Linked DNA regions of Homo sapiens: region 2 is linked to region 1. The links are chromatin contacts, found by Hi-C or POLR2A ChIA-PET in ENCODE. All regions are on one chromosome and are shown on one strand. Each heading gives the region's core, a stretch centred on a gene start or an enhancer-like site at or near the end of the contact. The rest is flanking DNA. Distances are from core to core; before and after follow the strand shown.

Region 1 (6,411 bases), core at 2,154-4,653:
TGGATGCTAGGTATCCAACCATGAAGAGTTAGGCCATAGGGAAGAAACAGTGTCTTTGGGAATGGTATAAACTAAGCAGCATGGAAGGGAAATTGTACAGAGGCAACATGGTAAGTGGAAGGAGCACTAATTTGACCTAGTCTTGAATCCTAGGTCTGTCACTCTGTAGCATGACTTTGAGCAAATTCTTAACTTGCCAGAGCAGCTTTATATTCTGTAAAGTAGTAGTTGTAAATATTAAATGAGATAAAGTTTGTAATGTATCTGTACATAGTAGACTCCCAATAAAAATTAATAAATTCAAAAGCATTTGCCATCTGTTATGTTCACAAGACTTTGCTATGTTTGCACTATGGTGAATATAAAAACACATGGCATAAAGCGGTTTATAATCTCAAGAAACTTTCAACCTTTGGGGGGAGATTAAACATACATATATGAAAACAATTAGAGAAAAAAATTACAAAATTTACTGGAGCACTAAGTTGTGTTGTAAAGATAGTAAAAGCAGTAATTAGAAAGGAGAAAGATCCTTACTGGCTTAAATTTTATGAAAGGGGTGGTCCTGAGAAAAGCATTTAGGAATTGGTATACAGAGTAATAACTAATATGTTTGGAGAGTTTTAAGGTTTATGAGGAATTTTCACAAGCATTTGATCATTCAACATTCAAAATCACAAGCTTTTTAGCCCAATTTTAGAGATAAAGAAATAGAACCAGAGAGCCTTTGTTAAAGAGCAGAGTTAGAACTCAAACCACAATTATTGACTATTAAATTTATGTTAGTGTGATACCAATATTTTATATTTTCCATGCATTTTCATAATTGTTTTTTCATTTATCAGAGGAAATAGTCCTGTGAGTAGCTGAAGTCAGAGAGATTAAATGACTCATCCAAGTTCCCTCAGCTAATTATTTGGAAAAGCAGTACTAATATATGCCTGAATGTCTAGTGTGTTCATCCCATTGTTCTACATACCACATTGTTTTAATTTCCAGATGGAGAGAAAGGAAAGAAAAAGGGAGCAACATGGGATTTGAATGGGTTCTGAGGTACACACGCATCATTACAGAGAAAAACTCTCAACTTTTTAGGACTGCATTAATCCTTGGCCATATAACTAGAAACAATTATTCACCTGCCTTATACTGAGGGTGGCCTATATGAATGGGGCAACTGAATTGCCACATTTATATTATTGGTGCTGTGTTTTGCCTCATGATTCACATTTGTGCTGACTTTTGGAATTACTTTCTTTTTAAAAAAATATTTATTTATTTATTTTGAAACAGTTTTACTCTGTCACCCAGGCTGGGGTGCAGTAGTGTGATCTTGGTTCACACTGCAACCTCCACCTCCCAGGTTCAGGTGATTCTCCTCCCTCAGCCTCCCTAGTAGCTGGGACTACAGGCATATGCCACCATGCCCAGCTAATTTTTGTATTATTTTTAGCAGAGATGGGATTTCACTATGTTGGCCAGGCTGGTCTTGAACTCCTGACCTCAAGTGATCTGCCTGCCTCGGCCTCCCAAAGTGTTGGGATTATAGGCATAAGCCACTGCCCTGGCCATGGAATTATTTTCTTACGGCTGAAAATTAAGCAAGACATTTTGATTCATGTGACTGTGGAGGGTTCTATTATCTAGCTAATTCTGGTCTAAACACAGATTAGTACTTAAGAACTGTAGGCCAGCCTATTTTCATTTAAGGAAACACACAGAATAAACTCAGATCATAATACAGTGCACTTCTTTATATTCAGTGAAACTGAACAATTAGGTCATATTTCTGATTTCTCATGAATATATTCCCAGTTTATGGAGCCTAGGCCTTGCTGGGTGTGGTGGTATGGCTCACACCTGTAATCCCCACTCTCAGGAGGCTGAGGTGGGAGGATGGCTTGAGCACAGGAGTTGGAAGCCAGCCTGGGCAACATAGTGAGGCCCTGTCTCTAAAAAAGTAAATAAATGATACAAGTTTAAAAAGTTCTTAAGGGAAGCCTAGGCCTTCATGCTACATGATGATTTCACTAGTTATTTTAGCTCTACAGGATAAAATCAGCAATCTTACTTCACATTTTCAAGCTTTTACATACTTTCCAAAGCAAGTAAATGCCCCATGACAATCCAGAAGCTGATATTTTCCCAAGTCAAGGATGAACAACTTCCACTGTCACACTTTCTCTAACCTGGACGACAATTACAAACTGTCACACTTCATTGTACATAGTCTTTGGCTGTTTTAGTTACAGAGGTTGTCAATTTCTGACCATGGGTTGAAACTTTCAATATTTGGTGAATATTCCAAAATAATTTCTTATGAAAATGAATAGGCCGGGTGCAGTGGCTCACGCCTGTAATCCCAACACTTTGGGAGGCCGAGGAGGGCGGATCACGAGGACAGGAGTTCGAGATCAGCTTGCCCAACATAGTGAAACCCCGTCTCTACTAAAAATACAAAAAAAACTTAGCCGGGCTTGGTGGCGGGAGCCTGTAATCCCAGCTACTATGGAGGCTGAGGCAGGAGAATCGCTTGAACCCAGAAAGCGGAGGTCGCAGCGAGCCGAGATCGCGCCACTGCACTCCAGCCCGGGCCACAGTGCGAGACTCCGTCTCAAAATAATAAATAAATAAATAAATAAATAAATAAATAAAAATAGACTGACTATATTCAAAGCTGGATTCAAGTTTTATCCCATTTGTAAGATGTCTCAGCTTAAAAAAACAAATATAACTGCAGCAGTAGAAAGGTTTTCCCTTTTTTCCCCCTTTGGAGCAACCCTATTAACTCGAGGTTGTTATTTCTCATAACTACCTTATCAATTAAAAAAAATGCTCCTCCTCTTCTCTGGAACGAGATTTTTACCTTTCTCAGCTTCCTCGTCTCTCCCATGTCTACCATGGCAGTCTGGTTACTTCTGTGTTACGGAGTCTGAGGATGCAGACGTCAGGGAGCTTGGGACTGGGTGTGACAGTGTGGATTCGGTTTTGACAGGTTGAGCGTGAGAGACTATATGAAGCTGTATTTTGCTGAAACATTGTAGAGAAAAACATATATTTCTGAAATGCTGTTTGTTAGACGAGTTGTAACAGTGTGTTTAGTTGGTTTGTGAGGGTGGTGTGTATTTGTGTGACTAACCACGTGAGGTGCACAATCTGGTCCCCGCCTCAGCTAGGGGGAGGCGCTATCCTGAGGCCTTTGCTTAAATCCAAACTGGAATAACCTGTTGCGAGACTTGAAGCTTCCGCAGCTGCAGGTTGCAGTCTCTGCCGCCAGCGCAGAGATCCTGGCCGGGTAGTCGCGCGCTCAGCGCTTGACAGGAGGGTGGTCACGTGGAGCCGCAAAGCGGCGCTTTGCGACCTCGATGACAGGCAAAATGTGCGACAGCCGTGGCGCTGGCCAACCAGGGGCGGAGGCGGCGGCCAGGGAGGAAGCGGAGGAGGCGGAGGCGGCCGCGGCGTTCGCCCGCCCGCTCGCTCGCTCGGTTTCCCCGCCCCCGCCGGGCTTAACGCCGCTGAAGGTATCCGGGTGCGCGCTGTCGCAACCTGCCCTCATCCTGGCCCGCGACTGTAAGACCGGACCCACATCCAGACCAATCTTCCTGTCCGGGCTGCTGCGACGCGGGCTCCGCAGGTTGCAGGCGGGCGGCCGGGGCGCCTGAAGGTTACCGAGTGCATGAGCGCCTAGCGCTTCCCGCGCTGCCCCGCCCGCTGGCCCGCCGACCCGCCCGCCGGCTCGCCCGCCAGCCCCTCGGCGCCCGGCGGCGGCGGCGGCGGTGGCGGCGACGGTCGCAGGAGGTGCCGTCTGCCTCCCAGGTGCGCGCTTCGCTCCCGGAGCCGCGGAACTCGGCGGCCGCCATGGCGTCCAACATGGACCGGGAGATGATCCTGGCGGATTTTCAGGTGAAGTATCTGGCCCTCTTCCCCTCCCACTTCCAACCTCGTGGGTTTCCGGTGCCACAAGGGAGTCTTCTTCCCAGCGTTTGAACGCTGCAGTGGTGTGTCATTTAGGCTTTTATACGGTGCGTGGCGTGTGTGTGTGTGTGTGGCGAGCTATGGAGAAGCGTATAATTTATATGCTATCATGAGTGTGTAGAATGTGTTAAGTACGGGTTGAATGGGATTGGAGGTATTAATGACTTGGGTTACAATGTGTGTGGAATGTGTAGTGTTTCCTGTATTATATGGGGGGACGTGTAGAGTTTTTGTTTTAATTGGTGTTGGACCATTAAGTATGGGATGTTTTGGGTGGTTCTGTGGGGAGAGATGTATGGAGTGTGAGCGTGGAGCGTGTGGTGTTATGGGCGTGGTGTATTTATATTGTATTAAGGGAAGAGTAAAAAAGCAGAATGATGAGATGGCGAGGGCAATGACAATGGGGTACTGAGGTCCTTTTCAAAGAGGAGTAAACATTTGAGACTTTGCCTAATTGGAATCTTTGGAGGGTAAGAAGATAACAAGGAGACAGATAAGACTATATATTCCAGAGTATCTCTGCAATGAATTCACAAGCTTAATAAATTACCTATTCATATTTGCGGATTCCCCTCCCCTACAGACTTGAATTGCTTGGTTGGTGTCCTTTCTCCAGGAATACTTTAAAGGATAAGTAAAGGCTGTTCTCTTAATAAACCCAGTCGTAGTGCCACTGACATGTAAGTATCTTAGGAAGGCCCTTTGAAAGTAGAACTGTATGCATTGTGAAAGACTTGGAGCTAGAACTAATATCCTGTGAGTGCTACCTTTGCCTTTTGATGTTTGGTGAAGGAATTATTTTAGTGAGATATTTTTGGCCATTTTGGCATCAACTTAGAAGCTACTGTCAAGTATAGGCAGACTTTTCCCTCTTTTTTAATACTCACATTGCACAGGTTCTAACACTAGCTTAGTAGGCAGTATTTTTCCTTGCTGAAATTTTGTTGGGCTTTTCTCTCTCTCTGTTCTATTAAGTTCCTTATTTTTTTTAAAATTAATTAATTTTTTTTTTTTTTTGAGACGGAGTCTCGCTCTGTCGCCCAGGCTGGAGTGCAGTGGCGCGATCTCGGCTCATTGCAAGCTCCGCCTCCCAGGTTCACGCCATTCTCCTGCCTCAGCCTCCCGAGTAGCTGGGACTACAGGCGCCGGCCACCACGCCTGGCTAATATTTTTGTATTTTTAGTAGAGACAGGGTTTCGCCGTGTTAGTCAGGATGGTCTTGATCTCCTGACCTCGTGATCCACCCTCCTCGGCCTCCCAAAGTGCTGGGATTACAGGCGTGAGCCACACTGCTCCCGGCCCTTATTTTTACAAATTAACGTTCAGATAACCATTTTCAGAGTTTGCTGTTTTGGTTACCCAGTGAAATCTGATATACAGGTATTAGGAATATGCATATATCTACAGTTTGATTAAACCATAACCTCCAAACTAATAAAGGAGTGTCCTTATAATAAAAGTTGACCATAAGATTTTGATGTTTTGTAGGTTTAGGATTGGCCTGAGGCTTTTTGCCTGCCTACATTTTAAAAAATTTTTCAATTAATTAATTAATTAAATTTTTTAGAGATGGGCCTTGCCATGTTGCCCAGGCTGGTCTTGAACTCCTGGGCTCAAGTGATCTACCCACCTCAGGCTCCGAAAGTGTTGGGAATACAGGTGTAAGCTCCAACACCCAGCCCTGCCTAAGTTTTTCATCATCGTCTTTTTGTTTTGTTTTTGTTCTCCAGTTCCATTTTTTATCTAATGTGGAATGCACTGTTTGAAAAAGGACTCTATATTTCAAGGTGTAGTTTTACCGTGTTACAAAATTGTCTTCTGATTTCCCTCATTAAAAACTTTATAAAGTAATTATAACTTTGTTTTAATTTTACCTTTTTATCTCTAATAACTTGCATCTGCTTTCTATTTTTTGTGTGTGACAATTATTATGCTTAACTGTTAACCTTATATTGGCTAAAGGACAGGAAATTTAGGCTTCTTGTACTCAGGCAAAGCAAGATTTTCCAGGGATTTTGGTTTGGAAATGAAAATGAAAATTTCGGCCGGGCATGGTGGCTCAGGCCTGTAATCCCAGTACTTTGGGAGGCTGAGGGGGCGGATCACGAGGTCAGGAGATCAAGACCATCCTGGTGAACATGGCGAAACCCGGTCTCTACTAAAAAAATACAAAAAATTAGCCGGTCGAGGTGGCGGGCGCCTGTAGTCCCAGCTACTCGGGAGGCTGAGGCAGGAGAATGGCGTGAACCTGGGAGGCGGAGCTTGCAGCGAGCTGAGATTGCGCCACTGTACTCTAGCCTGGGCGACAGAGCGAGACTCTGTCTCAAAAAAAAAAAAAAAAAAAAAAGAAAATGAAAATTTCGATCCCATTAATAAGATGGGAATAAGTTTTTCTCTTCAGACCAATGGTAATGCTATACACAATTGTTTAAAAAT
Region 2 (6,411 bases), core at 1,437-3,936, 2.0 Mb before region 1:
ACAATAAATGCATGGAATATGGAGGAGGGAAGGTTTTTCTTTTAATCTTATACCCAATTATAGTTTGTATGTTTTGTTTTTGCTTCTTTTTTTTTTTTAAGACAGAATCTCACTCTGTTGCCCAGGTTGGAGTGCAGTGGTGTGATCTCAGCTCACTACAACCTCCACCTCCTGGGTTCAAGCGATTCTTGCACCTCAGCCTCCTGAGTAGCTGGGATTACAGCTGCCCACAACCACGCCTGGCTAATTTTTGTATTTTTAGTAGAGACAGGGTTTCACCATGTTGGCCAGGCTGGTCTTGAACTCCTGACCTCAGGTGACCCACCCACCTCAGCCTCCTAAAGTGCTGGGATTACAGGCATGAGCCACCGGGCCTGGCTAGTTTGTATGTTTTGATTTTGTGTATATATTAGTTTTATTTTTGCTAAGGCATGTTTTTAATTTTTGTTATTGTGCTTTGTTTTCATTTTCATTATTTATTTTGAGTAAGTTATACTTAAAACAAAAATCAAGATTCAAAAAGTATAAAAGGGGCCAGGCATGGTGGTTCACACCTGTAATCCCAGCACTTTGGAAGGCCAAGGTGGACAAATCGCCTGAGCTCAGGAGTTCGAGACCAACCTTGGCAACATGGCAAAACCCCGTCTCTACAAGAAATACAAAAATTAGCCAATGTTGTGGCATGTACCTGTGGTCCCAGCTACTCAGGAGGGTGAGGTGGAAGGATCACCTGAGCCCGGGAGGCAGAAGCTGCAGTGAGCCAAGATACTGCCACTGCACTCCAATCTGGGCAACAACAACATCCTGTGTCCAAAAACGTATAACAGGTCAAACCGTAAAACTTGTCTCTCTTACCCTTATTCCCAGCCTCTCGGTTCTTCTTCCCTATCCTTCCAAAGATGTTTTATGTAAATACAATCAAATATACACATGCATACTCTTATCCCCCTTGTTAACACAAATTTTTGTTTTCTTTATTATTTCTTTCAATAGAGGTGGGGTTTTGCTATGTTGGCTAGGTTGGTCTTGAACTCCTGGCCTCAAGCAATCCTCCTGTCTCGGCCTCCCAAAGTGCTAGGTTCATGAGCATGAGCCACCAGACCCGGCCAAATTTTAGCTTTCTTTACACACTATTCTGCATTTTGACTTGTTTCATATACCAATAGATTTTGAAGATTGTTTCATATCAATGCATAAACAGTTTCCTGTGTTTTGTTATAGCTGCATAGTATTCAGATTATTGATGTACCTTTTTTTTTTTTTTAAGTAGAGATAGGGGCTTGCTATATTTCCCAGGCTGGTTTCAAACTCCTGGCTTCCAGGGACCTACCTGCCTTGGCCTTCCAAAGTGTTGGAATAATAGGGTGAGCCACCACACACAGCCCCATAATTTATTTAACCAACCCTCTATTGATGGATATTGAGACTGTGATATAGTTTGGGTGTTGGATCCCTCCAAATCTCACGTTGAAATATGATTCCCAATGTTGGAGGTGGGCCCTGTTGGGAGGTGACTGGATCATGGGGACAGATCCCTTGTGAATGGTTTAGCACCATCCCCTTGGCGATAAACTGGGACCTCCCCACCTAATTTTCTTGTTCCTATTCTCGCCATGTGACATGCTGGATCCCTGTCACCTTCAGCCATGATTGTAAGCTTCCTGAGGCCTCACCAGAAGCACATGACAGCACCATGTGCTTCCAGTCTTTTGCTATTATAAACAATGCTGCAATGTACAGCCATGAACACGTGTCATTTCACAGCTGTGTGGATTTATCTGTAGGTTAAATTTCTAAAATTGGAATTTCTGGGGCAATGAGCTTGTGCATTTATAATTTTGATATAAATTACCAGTTGCTTTTCATTTAAAGACATTCACATCAGCAATGTGAGAGTGCTTTGTATATACTGTGTTTAAGAGAATAATTTTTTTTTTTGGGACGCAGTTTCGCTCATTGCCCAGCCTGGAGTGCAGTGGCGCGATCTCAGCTCACTGAACCTGTGCCTTCCGAGTTCAAGTGATTCTCCTGCCTCAGCCTCCCAAGTAGCTGGGATTACAGGCGCCCGCCACCACGCCCAGCTAATTTTTTTGAATGTTTAACAGAGACAGGGTTTCGTCATGGTGAAACCCTGCCTCTACTAAAAATACAAAAAAAATTAGTTGGGCGTGGTGGCGCGTCCCTGTAATCCCAGCTACTTGGGAGGTTGAGGCAGGAGAATCGCTTGAACCCGGAGGCGGAGGTTACAGTGAGCCAAGATCAAGGCACAGCACTCCAACCTGGGCGACACAGCGAGACTCCGTCTCAAAAAAAAAAAAAAAAAAAAAAAGTGAGGCGCAAATGGGAGGTGAAGCAGTGAGGTTCGCAAGTGTAGACACGCTCAAGGGACTCATTAAATGTCATTTCATTTAAAAAATGAAATTGAGCATATGTGCAAGCAAGGTTCACACACCCCATTTAATCTTCACACCACCACGGGGTAGTCACTATTATCCCCATTTTACAGGATTAAAACACTGACGCTGGGAGGTTGACAGAGTTACACCAAATCACACAGAGGAGCTGGGCTTCCCCCGACCTCCTCCGCTCAAGTCTCCCTGTCCCCGGGAGGTGCGGAAGGAGGCAACAGACGCTTGGCCCATAGGTGGAGCAATTGGCGAAGGCTTCGCCCGACGCCGGAACTGCGAGCTCTCAGCGGGAGCCGAGACGGTGCAGGGCCGGAGAAGCACCTTCACTCCCAGCCTGCGCCCCGATGCTGCGCGTTCTGTGCCTCCTGCGCCCCTGGAGGCCCCTTCGGGCCCGCGGCTGCGCTTCCGACGGGGCGGCCGGGGGCTCAGAGATCCAAGTGCGCGCCCTGGCGGGTCCGGACCAAGGTAAATGTGCAGTTCCGGGGCGGCGCATGACGCGACTGGGACTAGGCCGGAGGCAGCGGGGGACCGGCAGGTGGGCCGCTCAGTGCGTTGAAGGATTCGATCCCCAGTCCCTCCCTCCCAGTTCTAGGCGCCCCAAACCGCTCCAGGCCTGAGAGGTGGGCGGCCGCCTTAGTGGCTCCAGACTCTAGCTGGGGGCGGGGGGCCTCTGGCAACCTCGGTCTCTTCAAAGGCCCTTTGGGGTCTTCCGACTGTGTGGAAGGGGGAGCGGGGTCCGCACGGGTAGGACTGGGCCCCGCGGCCCCCAGGCCAGGAGCGTTTAAGTGCGCGTTCCCCTCCCCCGCCAAGGGTCCTGGCCCGGTTCGGGGGCGGAGGCAGCGGAGCCAGTCCCAGTGCCCAGTGCGGCAGCGGGCAGAGTGAGGAGGGTGCCTCTCCAGCCGCGCGCCCGCCCTGGGCCGCTAGCGAACCTTTGCGTCCTTCTGGCTCCAGGGAAAAGTTCGCTGTTTCTCCGCCTTTTGGCCAAGATCAAGGATAGTATGGAGCGGGGACGAGGGGTGGGGGGCAAAGTTCGCGGGTCACTGGCAGAAAACGCCTCTGATCGCGTGTTGCGTTTTTGTTGTTGTTGTTGTTTGAACTTCTGGAGCATTCAGTGGTGCTGATAACGCTCCTCAGTCCTCTGCTGGTAACCATCAGGGCTAGGCGCTTCTCCTGCCTTGGGTCTCCTCCCCGCATCTCATCCCCTGTCTCCTGCATTTGATACACAGATGGCATTGTACTGTACATTTCGTTGTATTGCTTCTTTTTTTTTTTTAACAAAAGTTTATTCTTAAATGTACAACAGCTCCAAGACAACACTTAATTCCAGCCATAGGTGGCAAAAGATGTTATGGCAGGGAATAGAGAGGTTTAAATACTGATGAAATAAAGGGTCACCATCTCCTTAGGCACAGGGAACAGCTTACTTTTTGCCAGATTTCTTAATTCCACTTGTGGCCAAGGGCCCCTTCCCCGTGGCCTTCCATTTTAGCTCCTCGAGTTTCTTCTGCTCCTCTTTTTGTTTCTGCTTGAAAGCCTTATCTTCCTCGTCCATCTCCTTGGCCTGCATTCTTGGGCTGTTTCAGTGGCTTCTTGCCACCTTCGTGGCCGGACATGGCGCCTGCCGCCCCTTCCCCAGCAGTATTGCTTCCTTTTTACCGGCTTGACAACAAGTTTGAAGCGGGGCTTTGCCATAAAATCCAGTTCCTTGCTCCCTGCTGTTGCCCACTGTTCCCAAGTGTGCATCTACCACCTTCAGTGGACACGGACAGGCCACCTAGAGTCCCACTGCACCACTTGGTGAGAATTTCCTTGAACAGTTAATATTGCTGAACCTTATACCCCCAATCTCATGCTTAGTTCACTACCCAACTGGCAACAGCTCTTAAGACAGTCAAGATTATTCTCCCCACTTTACAGATTAAAAAACTGAGGCACAGAAGGTTAAGTTATTTGAACCAGGTCTGATTTCAAAGCCTGTGTTCTCAACCATTAGGTAATCACTGGCTCTTCTAGTAATTCAGTGACTCAAAATACAGACTTGTACATGTGTAAACACAAAATTATCATGGGTTAAAGACCTTTAGGCTCACTTGCAAATATCGGGAATCATTTTATCCAAAAAAGAATGACAAGGATCAGCAGATTAAGCCTCTGCCCCTGCCAGAGGGCTCAAAGGGCAGGAAAAGGCAGTGAGAGAAGGAGAGACAGAAACCAAGATGACAGTGCAGAGGAGGCATGGGGATGAGATCACACACGGAGCCCTCACAGGGAATGAGTTGGGGTCATTTGATGTTCATATTAGAAGCTGCAGGTTCTGCCTTCCACTGGGGCTGATGGCACAAGAGCACTGTTACATTTTACCTGCTGCCTTTGAGCTTGAGGTTGGGTGGTAAACCATTCTTCACTGTTCTTAGCGGCTTTATTTCTCATAGAGTCATGTGTTGCTTAACAACGGGGCTACATTCTGAGAAATGCATCATTAGGTGATTGTGGTCATTGTGGGAGCATCACAGAGTGCACCTACACAGTCCTAGATGGGGTAGCCTACTGCACACCAAGGCTACATGGTGTATAGCCTGTTGCTCCTAGAATACAAACCTGGACAGCATGGTACCGGGCTGAATACTGTAGGCAACTGTAACACAATGGTAAATGTGTATCTGAACATAGAAAAGGCACAGTAAAAATACAGTCTAAAAGATTTTTTAAATAGTACACCTGTACTGGGCAGTTACCATAAATGGAGCTTGCAGGACTGGAAGCTGCACTGGGTGAGTCAGCGAGTGAATGGTGAGTGAATGTGAAGGCCTAGGACAGCAGGGACTGGTTTGGCACCAGGGACTATTTTCATGAAAGACAGTTTTTCCATGGACTTGCGGGCGGACAGATGGTTTGGGGATGAAACTGTTCCACCTCAGATCATCAGGCATTAGATTCTCATAAGGAGCTCGCAACAACCTAGATTCCTCACATGCACAGTTCACAATAGGGTTCGCACTCCTATGAGATTCTAATGCCACCACTGATCTGATAGGAGGTGGAACTCAGGTGGTAATTCAAGCCATGGGGAGCTGCTGTAAATACAGATGAAGCTGCTCATCTCCTGTTGTGTGGCCCAGTTCCTAGCAGGCCACAGACTGGGATGGGTCCACAGCCCGGGGGTTGGGGACCCCTGGCCTAGGACATTACTGTACACTACTATAGACTCTATAACACTGTACACCTAGGCTACACTAAATTTGCTTTACAAATGTTTCTTTCTTCAATGATAAATTAACCTTAGCTTACTCTGTTTTTACTTTATAAACTTTTTAATTTTTTCAACTTTTGACTCTTTTGTAGTAACACTCAGCTTAAAACACAAACACATTGTACGGCTGTACAAAAAATGTTTTCTTCTTTAGATCCTTATTTTATAAGCTTTTAAAAATTTTAATTCTTAAACTTTTTTTGTTAAAAACAAAGACACAAGCACACACACGAGCCTAGACCTATCACTGTCTTCCACCTCCACATCTTGTCCCACTGGAAGGTCTTCAGGGGCGATAACGTGCATGGAGCTGCCATCTCCTATGATAACAATCGGGAATACCTACTGAAGGACCTGCCTGAGGCTGTGTTACACTGAACTTTTTTCTTTTCTTTTTTTTTTTTTTTTTAATAAGTAGGAGTACACACGGCCCAGGCCAGGTACAGTGGCTCACCTGGCTCACTCTTGTAATCCCAGCACGTTGAGAGGGTGAGGCAGGCAGATTGCTTGAGCCCAGGAGTTTGAGACCAGCCTGGGAAACATAGTGAAACCCCTTCTCTACAAAAAAATACAAAAATTATCCAGGCATGGTTGTGCATACCTGTAGCCCCTGCTACTCAGGAGGCTGAGGTGGGAGGATGGCTTGAGCCGGGGAGGTCAAGGCTGTCCAATATCAAGGATTCCTGATATTTGCAAGTGAGCCCAAAGGTGTTTAACCCATGAGTGAGCCATGATCGTGTTACTGTACTCCAG

What was found. A loop is a pair of places that touch in the nucleus more often than their neighbours do. ChIA-PET counts read pairs that join two places held with the same protein, here RNA polymerase II (POLR2A). Pooled maps may share reads with other maps.
Region 2: a loop to region 1 is called in a pooled map, with 11 times the contacts of the local background. The contact joins the promoter of ECHDC2 here to the promoter of FAF1 in region 1. A Hi-C loop is called at or near these places in 1 of 168 maps with a recorded cell type or tissue (ovary) and 7 of 50 pooled maps. POLR2A ChIA-PET finds 5 or more read pairs at or near these places in 1 of 52 experiments (activated CD8-positive, alpha-beta T cell).

The regions. Positions count from the first base shown.
Region 1 is chr1:50,957,259-50,963,669 of GRCh38, reverse strand. It overlaps FAF1 (Fas associated factor 1), which reads left to right and starts at 3,403. Exons shown (of 19, transcript NM_007051.3): 1 at 3,403-3,903. The coding sequence starts at 3,859. It also overlaps a transcript of CDKN2C not described here. RefSeq lists silencers at 3,437-3,596, 3,707-3,756 and an enhancer at 4,067-4,116.
Region 2 is chr1:52,918,015-52,924,425 of GRCh38, reverse strand. It overlaps ECHDC2 (enoyl-CoA hydratase domain containing 2), which reads left to right and starts at 2,686. Exons shown (of 10, transcript NM_001198961.2): 1 at 2,686-2,873. The coding sequence starts at 2,753. It also overlaps the pseudogene LOC112268226. RefSeq lists silencers at 2,710-2,939, 2,788-2,966 and an enhancer at 2,301-2,983.